Regions from separate parts of the Homo sapiens genome. Here region 1 is linked to region 2. Evidence: chromatin contacts called from ENCODE Hi-C data. All regions are on one chromosome and are shown on one strand. Each heading gives the region's core, a stretch centred on a gene start or an enhancer-like site at or near the end of the contact. The rest is flanking DNA. Distances are from core to core; before and after follow the strand shown. Region 1 overlaps XRCC6 (X-ray repair cross complementing 6). Region 2 overlaps EP300 (EP300 lysine acetyltransferase).

Region 1 (4,795 bases), core at 1,755-4,254, 500 kb after region 2:
CCACCACCACACCCGGCTAATTTTTTGTTCTTGTTTTTTAGTAGAGATGGGGTTTCACCATGTTAGCCAGGATGGTCTCCATCTCCTGACCTCGTGATCTGCCCACTTCGGCCTCCCAAAGTGCTGGGATTACAGGCATGAGCCACCGCACCTGGCCAACCGTGGACCTCTTTGAGGATATGATGACAGCTACATACCTTCCCCTCAAAAAAGATAGTACTCACAATTCTACCTGTAATTTCAGAGAGTTAATGGAACCCTTGATGCCTAAAGACCTCAGAAGAAAATGTAGTGTTAGGTAGGAAGGAAATGAGACATTCATAGATGAGCACAATTTGATAACCGATAATAAGTATTCAGTAGTTGATAAGCAATAGAAAACATTTTCTAAAATTCTGTTTTAGTTTTTGTTTTTAATTTTTAGAACCTAAAAGGAGCCCTTACCAGATTCTTTTAAAAGTTTGTAGACTCCTCAGAGTAGATTAAAATATTTATGGAAATGACTACTTGCCATGTGGATTGTTGTCAGTGACTAGCTATAGTACATGTTCTGCATTTAAGGAGAGAATAGCTGTGGACGAAGGCCAGCTAGAGCTCAGGCAGGACATGGAGGGGATCACCATGGTTGGTTTATTCCTCAGCTTTGCAGGTTCCAAAACTTAATTTTTTTTTTTTTTTTTGAGACAGGGTCTCGCTCTGTCATCTAGGCTGGAGTGCAGTGGCATGATCTCTGCCCACTGCAGCCTTGACCTCCTGTGCTCAGGTGATCCTCCTGCCTCAGCACCCCTGAGTAGCTGAGTAGTGGGGACTACAAGCATGTGCATGCCCAGCTAATTTTTTTGTTTTTTGTAGAGACATTGTTTTGCCATGTTGCCCAGGCTAGTTTCAAACTTCTGTAGCAATCCTCCTGTGTTGGCCTCCCAAAGTGCTGGGATTATAGGCATGAGCCACTGTACCTGGCCCGAAGACTTAATTTTGTTAGTGCTCCAGAATTAGGTAGGCCCCTAGAACTGATGAACTCTCTTTTTTTTTTTTTTTTGAGATGGAGTCTCGCTCTGTTGCCCAGGCTGGAGTGCAGTGGCGCAATCTCAGCCCACTGCAACCTCCACCTCTTGGGTTCAAGCGATTCTCCTGCCTCAACCTCCTGAGTAGCTAGGATTACAGGCACGTGCTACCACATCCAACTAATTTTTGTATTTTTAGTAGAGTTGGGGTTTCACCATGTTGGTCAGAATGGTCTCGAACTCCTGACCTCGTCATCTGCTCGCCTTGGCCTCCCAAAGTGCTGGGATTATAGGCATGAGCCACCGCGCCTGGGTGAACTGATGAGCTCTTACAAGACCTGATGTACCAGATGCTGACATTAGTTTATATAGAGGGGTAGACCTTTCCTGTTACTGGAATACTGATGTCTTTAACTGGGTAGTTAAACAGTTTTATTTCAAGGATGCGCTTACTGGTAGTTATTGACTTATTTTCAGGTCACATGTACTTAAGCATTGTAATTATTTTATATAGTCATCCCTTGTTATTGAGGGAATTGGTTGCAGGACTCCCCGTGGATTCCAAAATCCGAGGATGCCCAAGTCCCTTAAATAAAATGGCATAGTATTTGCATATAACCTACACACATCCTCCCCTATACTTTAAGTCATCTATAGGTTACTCATAGTACCTAATACAATGCCTATGCATCACTTCATTCACATGGCTTCAATGTAGTACTTGGCACATGGCAAATTCAGGTTTTGCTTTTTGAAACGGGAATTTCTTTGTTTTTCCTGAATATTTGAGATTTGAGGTTGGTTGAATACATAGATGCAGAACCAGCAGATATGGAGGGCCAACTGTGTATATAAACTCTGTTTCCTGATACCAAGGTACTTGAAAGATCACATGACCTGTCCAAATTCAGCCAGTTAAGTAAGTGACATCAGTAGGACTCAACTCCAGGTTTTCTGATTCCAATGCTTTGCTTCGCCCCAACTCCCATAGCACAATTTCCTCCCTCTGATACTTCTTTTCCTTTTTTCTTGAGATAAGGTCTCACTCTGTTGCCCAGGCTGGACTGTAGTGGTGCAGTCTCTGCTCACTGCAGCCTTCACCTCCTGGGGTCAAGCGATCTTTCACCTCTGCTTCCCAAGTAACTGGGACCCTGTGCTGCCATGCCCAGCTAATTTTTTTGTTTTTTTTTGTTTGGTAGAGATGGAGTCTCACTATGTTGCCCAGGCTGGTCTCGATCTCCTAGGGTCAAGTGATTCTCCCACCTCAGCCTCCCAAAGTGCTGGGATTGCTACAGATGTGAGCCACTGTGCCTGGCCTGAATATACGTATTGTTAATTCTCTGATTTCAATGGCAGGGACTGCTTATACTTCTAATGTATACTTACTGCATTCTGGTTTTTGTTAAAATTTGATATTTATGCCCATTACTTTCACTGATTCATTACCCCTGAAGGTAGGGATCTTGCCTTATTTTAGTGCCATATACAAATTCAGTGCACATATTTTGAGCAACTAATAGGTACTGAGCACTTATGGAGCTTCCATTTAGTGGTAAGTAAATATTAATTGAATTTTTTTTTTCAGTGTATCCAAAGTGTGTACATCAGTAAGATCATAAGCAGTGATCGAGATCTCTTGGCTGTGGTGTTCTATGGTACCGAGAAAGACAAAAATTCAGTGAATTTTAAAAATATTTACGTCTTACAGGAGCTGGATAATCCAGGTCAGTAATATTTTAAGATCAGCTTTTCCCTTATATATGAGAATATCAGTACTCTGATCAAAGAGGACTGTGGAGAAGGAAGCAAGTTACATCTTGTCTAGGAGTATGCTTTCCTCCATAAGGGGACCTTGCTCGATGTGGACTTTGTTAAATGGGTTAAACAGCTCTGGGGTGAAAAAGGGTCCTTCTGTTAGTCTTGTGGTAAAGGCAGCCACTGACATTCTTCTGATTTTTCTTTCCATTTGACTCCCTGCCTCTGATCAGGTGCAAAACGAATTCTAGAGCTTGACCAGTTTAAGGGGCAGCAGGGACAAAAACGTTTCCAAGACATGATGGGCCACGGATCTGACTACTCACTCAGTGAAGTGCTGTGGGTCTGTGCCAACCTCTTTAGTGATGTCCAATTCAAGATGAGTCATAAGAGGATCATGCTGTTCACCAATGAAGACAACCCCCATGGCAATGACAGTGCCAAAGCCAGCCGGGCCAGGACCAAAGCCGGTGATCTCCGAGATACAGGTGGGCATATTTCCCCGTTCTCTTAAATTGGCACTTAATTATTGTTTTTTTATTTTTTATTTTTTTAGGAGTTCAGGAGTCTTGGCTCAGCCTCAGCCTCCCAAGTAGCTGGGACTATAAGCATGTGCTGTTGTGCCCAGTGCAGTTTTATTGCTTTCTGTGTACCTGACTTCAGGCATGTGCTTTTTACCATTTAGAATAAAATAAAAAAATAAAGTGAAGCCAGAAGATGCCTGTGTAACATTAACACTGCAGATGGCCATGCCATTAGCTGTCTAAAGGACTCTGTCAGAACAAGATTGTCTTGATTTTTTTTTTTTTTTTTTTTTTTGAGACGGAGTCTCACTCTGTCCCCCAGGCTAGAGTGCAGTGGCACAATCTTGGCTCACTGCAACCTCCGCCTTCCAGATTCAAGCGATTCACCTGCCTCAGCCTCCCAAATAGCTGGAATTACAGGCATGAACCACTGTGCCTAGCTAATTTTTGTATTTTTAGTAGAGATGGGGGTTTCACCACGTTGACCAGGCTGGTCTCGAACTCTGGACCTCAGATGATCCACCACCTCGCCCTCCCAAAGTGCTGGGGATGACAGATGTGAGCCACTGTGCCTGGCCAGTTGTCTTGACTTTAATATTACCACGAATGGTGATTATTTGAAAAGTTGTCTGAAGTCATTATAGCAGTTGGTTTCCTTAGTCACTTTTTCTAAGTCCTGAAAATGTTAATAGTCTAGTTTTCAGGGAGCTTTTAAAAGCATGTTTCAGTTTTAACTGAAAGAACTTCTCACTTGCTGAAAATTGTTTTTTCCTCCCTCACTTTTGTTTACCCTTGCAACAGGCATCTTCCTTGACTTGATGCACCTGAAGAAACCTGGGGGCTTTGACATATCCTTGTTCTACAGAGATATCATCAGCATAGCAGAGGATGAGGACCTCAGGGTTCACTTTGAGGAATCCAGCAAGCTAGAAGACCTGTTGCGGAAGGTTCGCGCCAAGGAGACCAGGAAGCGAGCACTCAGCAGGTGTGCACTCAGCCCGGGTCAGCTGCCTACACTGCCCTTAAATCAGAAGCAGGCTGGGCGCGGTGGCTCACACCTGTAATCCCAACAGTTTGGGAGGCCAAGGCAGGCGGATTGCTTGAGCCTAGGAGTTGAGACCAGCTTGGGCAACATGGCAAGACCCTCTCTCTACCTAAAAAAAAAAAAAAAAAAATCAGAAGCAATGCACTGCTACACATTGCTTAACAAACCAGAAGCAATACATTGCTCTGACCTGACTGGCTACTTAACTCGACTATGCCACTGCCTCACTGTCTTCCTCTAAAATAGTTTATTTCAGGATAGCAGAAGCTATTTGCTGCTTTATCTCTGGCAAGAGCTGGCATGATATTTCTCTAAAGTAACACAGCCCTCCATTTCGTGGGGGTAGACAGTTATGGTCTAAGAGTATCCTTAGCTGTACTCACTAGTACAGTCATGTGTTAATTAATGATAGGGATACCTTCTTAGAATTGCGTCATTAGGCGATTTTGTCATTGTGCAAACATAGA
Region 2 (4,917 bases), core at 1,154-3,653:
CTGGTAGAGCAGGGGTTTTTTGTTTGTTTGAGATGGAGTCTCACTCTGTTGCCCAGGCTGGAGTGCAGTGGCACGATCTTGGTTCACTGCAGACTTCGCCTCCCAGGTGCCAGTGATTCTCCTGTCTCAGCCGCCCAGGTAGCTGGGACTACAGGCACGTGCCACCTCACCTGGCTAATTTTTGTATTTTTAGTAGAGACGGGGTTTCACTGTGTTGGTCACGCTGACTTCAAATTCCTGACATCAAGTGATCCGCCTGCCTCAGCTTCCCAAAGTGCTAGGATTACAGGTGTGAGCCACCACGCCTGTCCTGGTAGAGCTTTTATTATGTAAAAATCTGGTAGGGTGGACTCTCTGGTCTTCTCGTCCTCCAGATGTGCACATGGCAGTTTATTTTTGAGAAGTTGATATATTTCAGGCACTCTCCCCTTACGAACTCCATCTTAATCTAAAGAGTTTTTGTCAGATGAAGGAGGGGGAGGCATATAGAGCAAGGTAATGAAATGTGCTCAGCATCATAAAAAGGTAGAGCTTGGACCTTGCCAATTACAGAGTTTACCCTTCAAACACCATGCAGTATTTTTTCTTGGAGAAGTCTTTTCATTTCACTTTCAGTTAATAGCAGGGTCGTCTTTACTGTATCCATATTTTTTAATTGACTGAGGAACTATTTATCATTTTGTCTTAATTTATTTTTATGTTATGTCAAACTACCAATTATATACGTTTCATTTAGGAATTTTTTTTTCCTCCCACGAACCCATGCTTGCTAATCATTTAGGATTCTTTGTTTGTTTGTTTTTGTTTTTGTTTTTGAGACTGAGTCTTTCTCTGTCGCCCAGGCTGGAGTGCAGTGTCGTGATCTCGGCTGGCTACTGCAACCTCCCGTCTCCTGGGTTCAAGCGTTTCTCCTGTCTCATCCTCCCAAGTAGCTGGGGTTACAGGTGTTTGCCACCACACCTGGCTGATATTTGTATTTTTAGTAGAGATGGGGTTTCGCCGTGTTGGCCAGGCTGGTCTCGAACTCCTGACCTCAGGTGATCCACCTGCCTTGGCCTCCCAAAGGGCTGGGATTATAGGCGTTGAGCCACTGTGTCCAGCCAGGAATTCTTCAGTGGTAGCACTAAGTAACGGAATTTGACAAGGAAAGAACTTCACAAGTTTAATGAAATTATTCCTTTAATAAAGAATAACCGATCTCTTATTTTGTGACAGACTATTCAGGAACTTTTATTTAATGGACAGAGATGATTATTTGGGGTTGATCATTTGACTTTACGTTAAAAGTTTATTATATATGCTCGAGTTTTCTACCAACTTGGTATTATTCTGGACTTCCATTTATATCTTCTTGATCTGGTTCCTTCAAGTCCTATGCAACTGAGTACGGGATGTCCAAATAAAATTAGTGCCTAAAGATCACATTTGTCAGTCATAAGAGATACTAGTGCAAAACATTTTGTTAGGGAATTGCATGAAAGTGAAAAACTGAATCTAACAGAATCATTACGCATTTCTGGTCTGTCCACTTCAGGTTTTTGGTTTTTTGTTTGTTTTTTATAAGCCTTTGTCAGAACAGTTCAAGTTTTTGATGTTTTAACATTTTAGAGTGGTTACTGAATTTTATTTCAGTAAGCTAAATAATAAATTTAGAAGAGCAGATGGAACTCTGAAGGCTACTTGATACTATGACAAGGCCTGTTTTCCTCACTGTCTTTAGTATGTAACCCAAAGTAATATTTTGCTTTATGTCTAGAGTAACAGGGACCAAAGAGTATTTTTTATAGAGTCATTTCTTATATTGTGAACGGAAATATAGACAAAAATTCTTTTGTTTATCACAAAAAGATAATTTCATTTCAGTAAGTAATATATATCACCTTGCCATTATTTTTTCTTTTCCTCTATGTGTTCAGTGTATAAAAATCAGAAAAATACTAATTAAATGCTGACATGATATTACAGTGGTAGGATTTTCTTTTTCCAGCGTCCAAGCCATATTTCCTACGCCGGATCCTGCTGCTTTAAAAGACAGACGGATGGAAAACCTAGTTGCATATGCTCGGAAAGTTGAAGGGGACATGTATGAATCTGCAAACAATCGAGTGAGTGTCTGGTTTTTTTCTATTAATAGCCAAGATTGAACCTGTTGTGGTTATTTTATTCCTCTTTAGCATGTACAAGTAGTACATATGCTTCAGACGGGGGACACGCTGTAGCTATCCCGTCTTATTGTCCCCAAGCATAGTTAGGATACCAAAGCAGTTTCTTAAGTGTATGTCATCAAGAATCTTATGTTTTTCCTCCTAATACAGTGCACTCATGTGGCACTTTATCTGGTTGTCCTGTCAACCTAAAAAGTGGCTGAGCTGGCCGAGTGCAGTGGCTCGGTGCCTGTAATCCCAGCAGTTTGAAAGTCTGAGGTGGGCGGATCACTTGAGCCTAGGAGTTGGAGACCAGCCCGGGCAACATAGCAAAACCCCATCTCTACAAAAAATTAGCCAGGCATGGTGGCACGTGCCTGTTGTCCCAGCTGCTCAAAAGGCTGAGGTGGGGGAATCACCAGAGCCTTGGAAGTCAAGCTGCAGTGATTCGGGATTGCGCTGCTGGTGACAGAGGGAGACCTTGTCTCTCTCAAAAACAGGAGTGGGGTGGTGCTGAGCTGTTACCAGCTGTGTTCTCTTTTCACTAGAATATAATGAAGTAGCGACTTAACTGTTGTTCACGGTAGTTCAGATTCTCTACATAAGTTGAACTTTCCTTTCTAAATTGGCACCAGTTCTTAATGCAGCATATAAAATGAAACTAATATCTATTCTCAGTTTATTTTTTCTGTTACCTGGTGGTAGTTCCTTTTTTCCTCATCTCCCTTATTTTACTTCAACAATTCAAAAGGCGGAATACTACCACCTTCTAGCTGAGAAAATCTATAAGATCCAGAAAGAACTAGAAGAAAAACGAAGGACCAGACTACAGAAGCAGAACATGCTACCAAATGCTGCAGGCATGGTTCCAGTTTCCATGAATCCAGGGCCTAACATGGGACAGCCGCAACCAGGAATGACTTCTAGTAAGTGGTTTTTGTTATATTTCTGTTTGAGAGAAATTGATAATAAAATAGTTTCTATCTAAAGTCATTAATTTCTGTAAGCTTGTGTAACTATTCTAGAGTTTTTTAAATAACCATTTGCCTTTGCAAAGAAAATAACTCATCTACTAGTAAAAACAGAAGCAGAACAAGTATATTTAAGATGTCTGGGCATGGTACTTAACATACCTTGATAATCTGGAATTGTTTTTAGAGCCCAAGGTGTAAACTTCTCTAATAGTGACATCTAGAAAGCAATAGCCTACATACAGATGTTCACAGATTTCTCTGAGACTGGCTTGTGTGGTAAGTAGCCAGTAAATGTTTGTAGGCTGACCAGGTTCAGGAGCCCTGTAACACACATAATATCATATTACACTGTCACACTTTCTACTTGACATAAAATATTCTAAGTCTAGGAACTCTTTTTTTTTTTTTCTTTTTCTTTTTTTTTGAGGCAGAGTCTCACTCCGTCACCCAGGCTGGAGTACGGTGGCATGATCTTGGATCACTGCAGCCTCCGCCTCCCAGGTTCAAGCAATTCTCCCACCTCAGCCTTCCGAGTAGCTGGGATTACAGGCACATGCCACCACGCCTGTCTAATTTTTGTATTTTTCGTAGAGACAGGGTTTTGCCATGTTGGCCTAGCTGATCTCAAACTCCTGGCCTCAAATGATCCGCCCACCTTGGCATCCCAAAGTACTAGGATTACAGGCATGAGCCACCACTCCCTGCCTAGAAGCATCATTTAAAATTACATTTTGACAGCTTCAGTTTCTGATTATAGCATCATTGTTGACCTGATGAATTAACCAGATAGCCAAGACTATGATAAATAGTCTTACTCAATCGTTGACTTATTGGTACGATCAAAGTAGTGAAATATGGAGCAGGCACACCATTTTCAGGAATGGCACAGGCTGTAAGTGCTGTGAGCAAGGCTGTGATAGGAAAAACCTGCATTTACTGAGTTAGGAAATGCTAATGACCTCTAAGAAGTGCCAACTGAGCCAGCGGGCAGTAAACCTCATACGATCAGTAGATTATAGGTGGGCTGAGAAGTTCATCTCTTTCATTCATTGAAGTAGTAAAGTAGAGAACCATTGGTTACCACTGGCCTTTAGCAGCCTCATTTGCTAACTGAAGTGTGCCAGGTACTGTTTTGTAATGTGTAAAAAGTTGGGAGGAGCAACATTGCTGAGGAAATAGTATACATGGAGGCTGCCCAATAGTAAGGAAAAACACAGATTTTTTGAGTAGTTAGAACAAATTTTCAGGAATGAAAAAGTCAAGATTAGAGTTGAGACTGCTTCAGTACATGATTTGGACTTGAGTAGTAACTAAAGATTAAAAAAAGTAGACAGGCTGGGTGCGGTGGTTCATGCCTGTACTCCCAGCACTTTGGGAGGCCGAGGCGGGTAGATCATGACGTCAGGAGATGGAGACCATCCTGGCTAACACGGTGAAACCCCATCTCTACTAAAAATACAAAACAATTAGCCGGGCATGGTGGCGGGCACCTGTAGTCCCAGCTACTCAAGAGGCTGAGGCAGGAGAACAGTGTGAACCCGGGAGGCGGAGCTTGCAGTGAGCCGAGATTGTGCCTCTGCACTCCAGCCTGGGCAACAGAGCGAGACTCTGTCTCAAAAAAAAAACAAGTGGACATACCTGAGATACTTGGTTTTGGTAGAATTTACTCAAGTTCTGGGTGAAGTTCTGAGCCAAGTTTAAAGTCTGTGAGATATTAAATTGTATTCTAATGTCAGTATAAACAGTATGGTACTGATGTAAGCAGGAATAAGTGGTAGTGGAACTGAGTATCAGCCTTA

The links. A loop is a pair of places that touch in the nucleus more often than their neighbours do. Pooled maps may share reads with other maps.
Region 1: a map with no recorded cell type shows a loop between it and region 2 (3-fold over the local background). The contact joins two enhancer-like sites. A Hi-C loop is called at or near these places in 1 of 168 maps with a recorded cell type or tissue (ectodermal cell), 1 of 37 single-sample maps with no recorded cell type and 2 of 50 pooled maps.

What each region holds. Positions count from the first base shown.
Region 1 is chr22:41,633,524-41,638,318 of GRCh38, forward strand. XRCC6 (X-ray repair cross complementing 6) reads left to right here. Exons shown (of 13, transcript NM_001469.5): 4 at 2,590-2,728; 5 at 2,993-3,247; 6 at 4,085-4,268. Among named protein-coding and RNA genes, the nearest start is that of XRCC6, 15 kb to the left of the region's middle. Within about 2 kb of position 3,005, at least 6 of the 41 ENCODE cell types and tissues checked have a DNase peak (open chromatin) inside an H3K27ac peak, as active enhancers do.
Region 2 is chr22:41,138,153-41,143,069 of GRCh38, forward strand. It overlaps EP300 (EP300 lysine acetyltransferase), which reads left to right. Exons shown (of 31, transcript NM_001429.4): 9 at 1,988-2,105; 10 at 2,896-3,070. Among named protein-coding and RNA genes, the nearest start is that of EP300, 48 kb to the left of the region's middle. Within about 2 kb of position 2,404, at least 3 of the 41 ENCODE cell types and tissues checked have a DNase peak (open chromatin) inside an H3K27ac peak, as active enhancers do.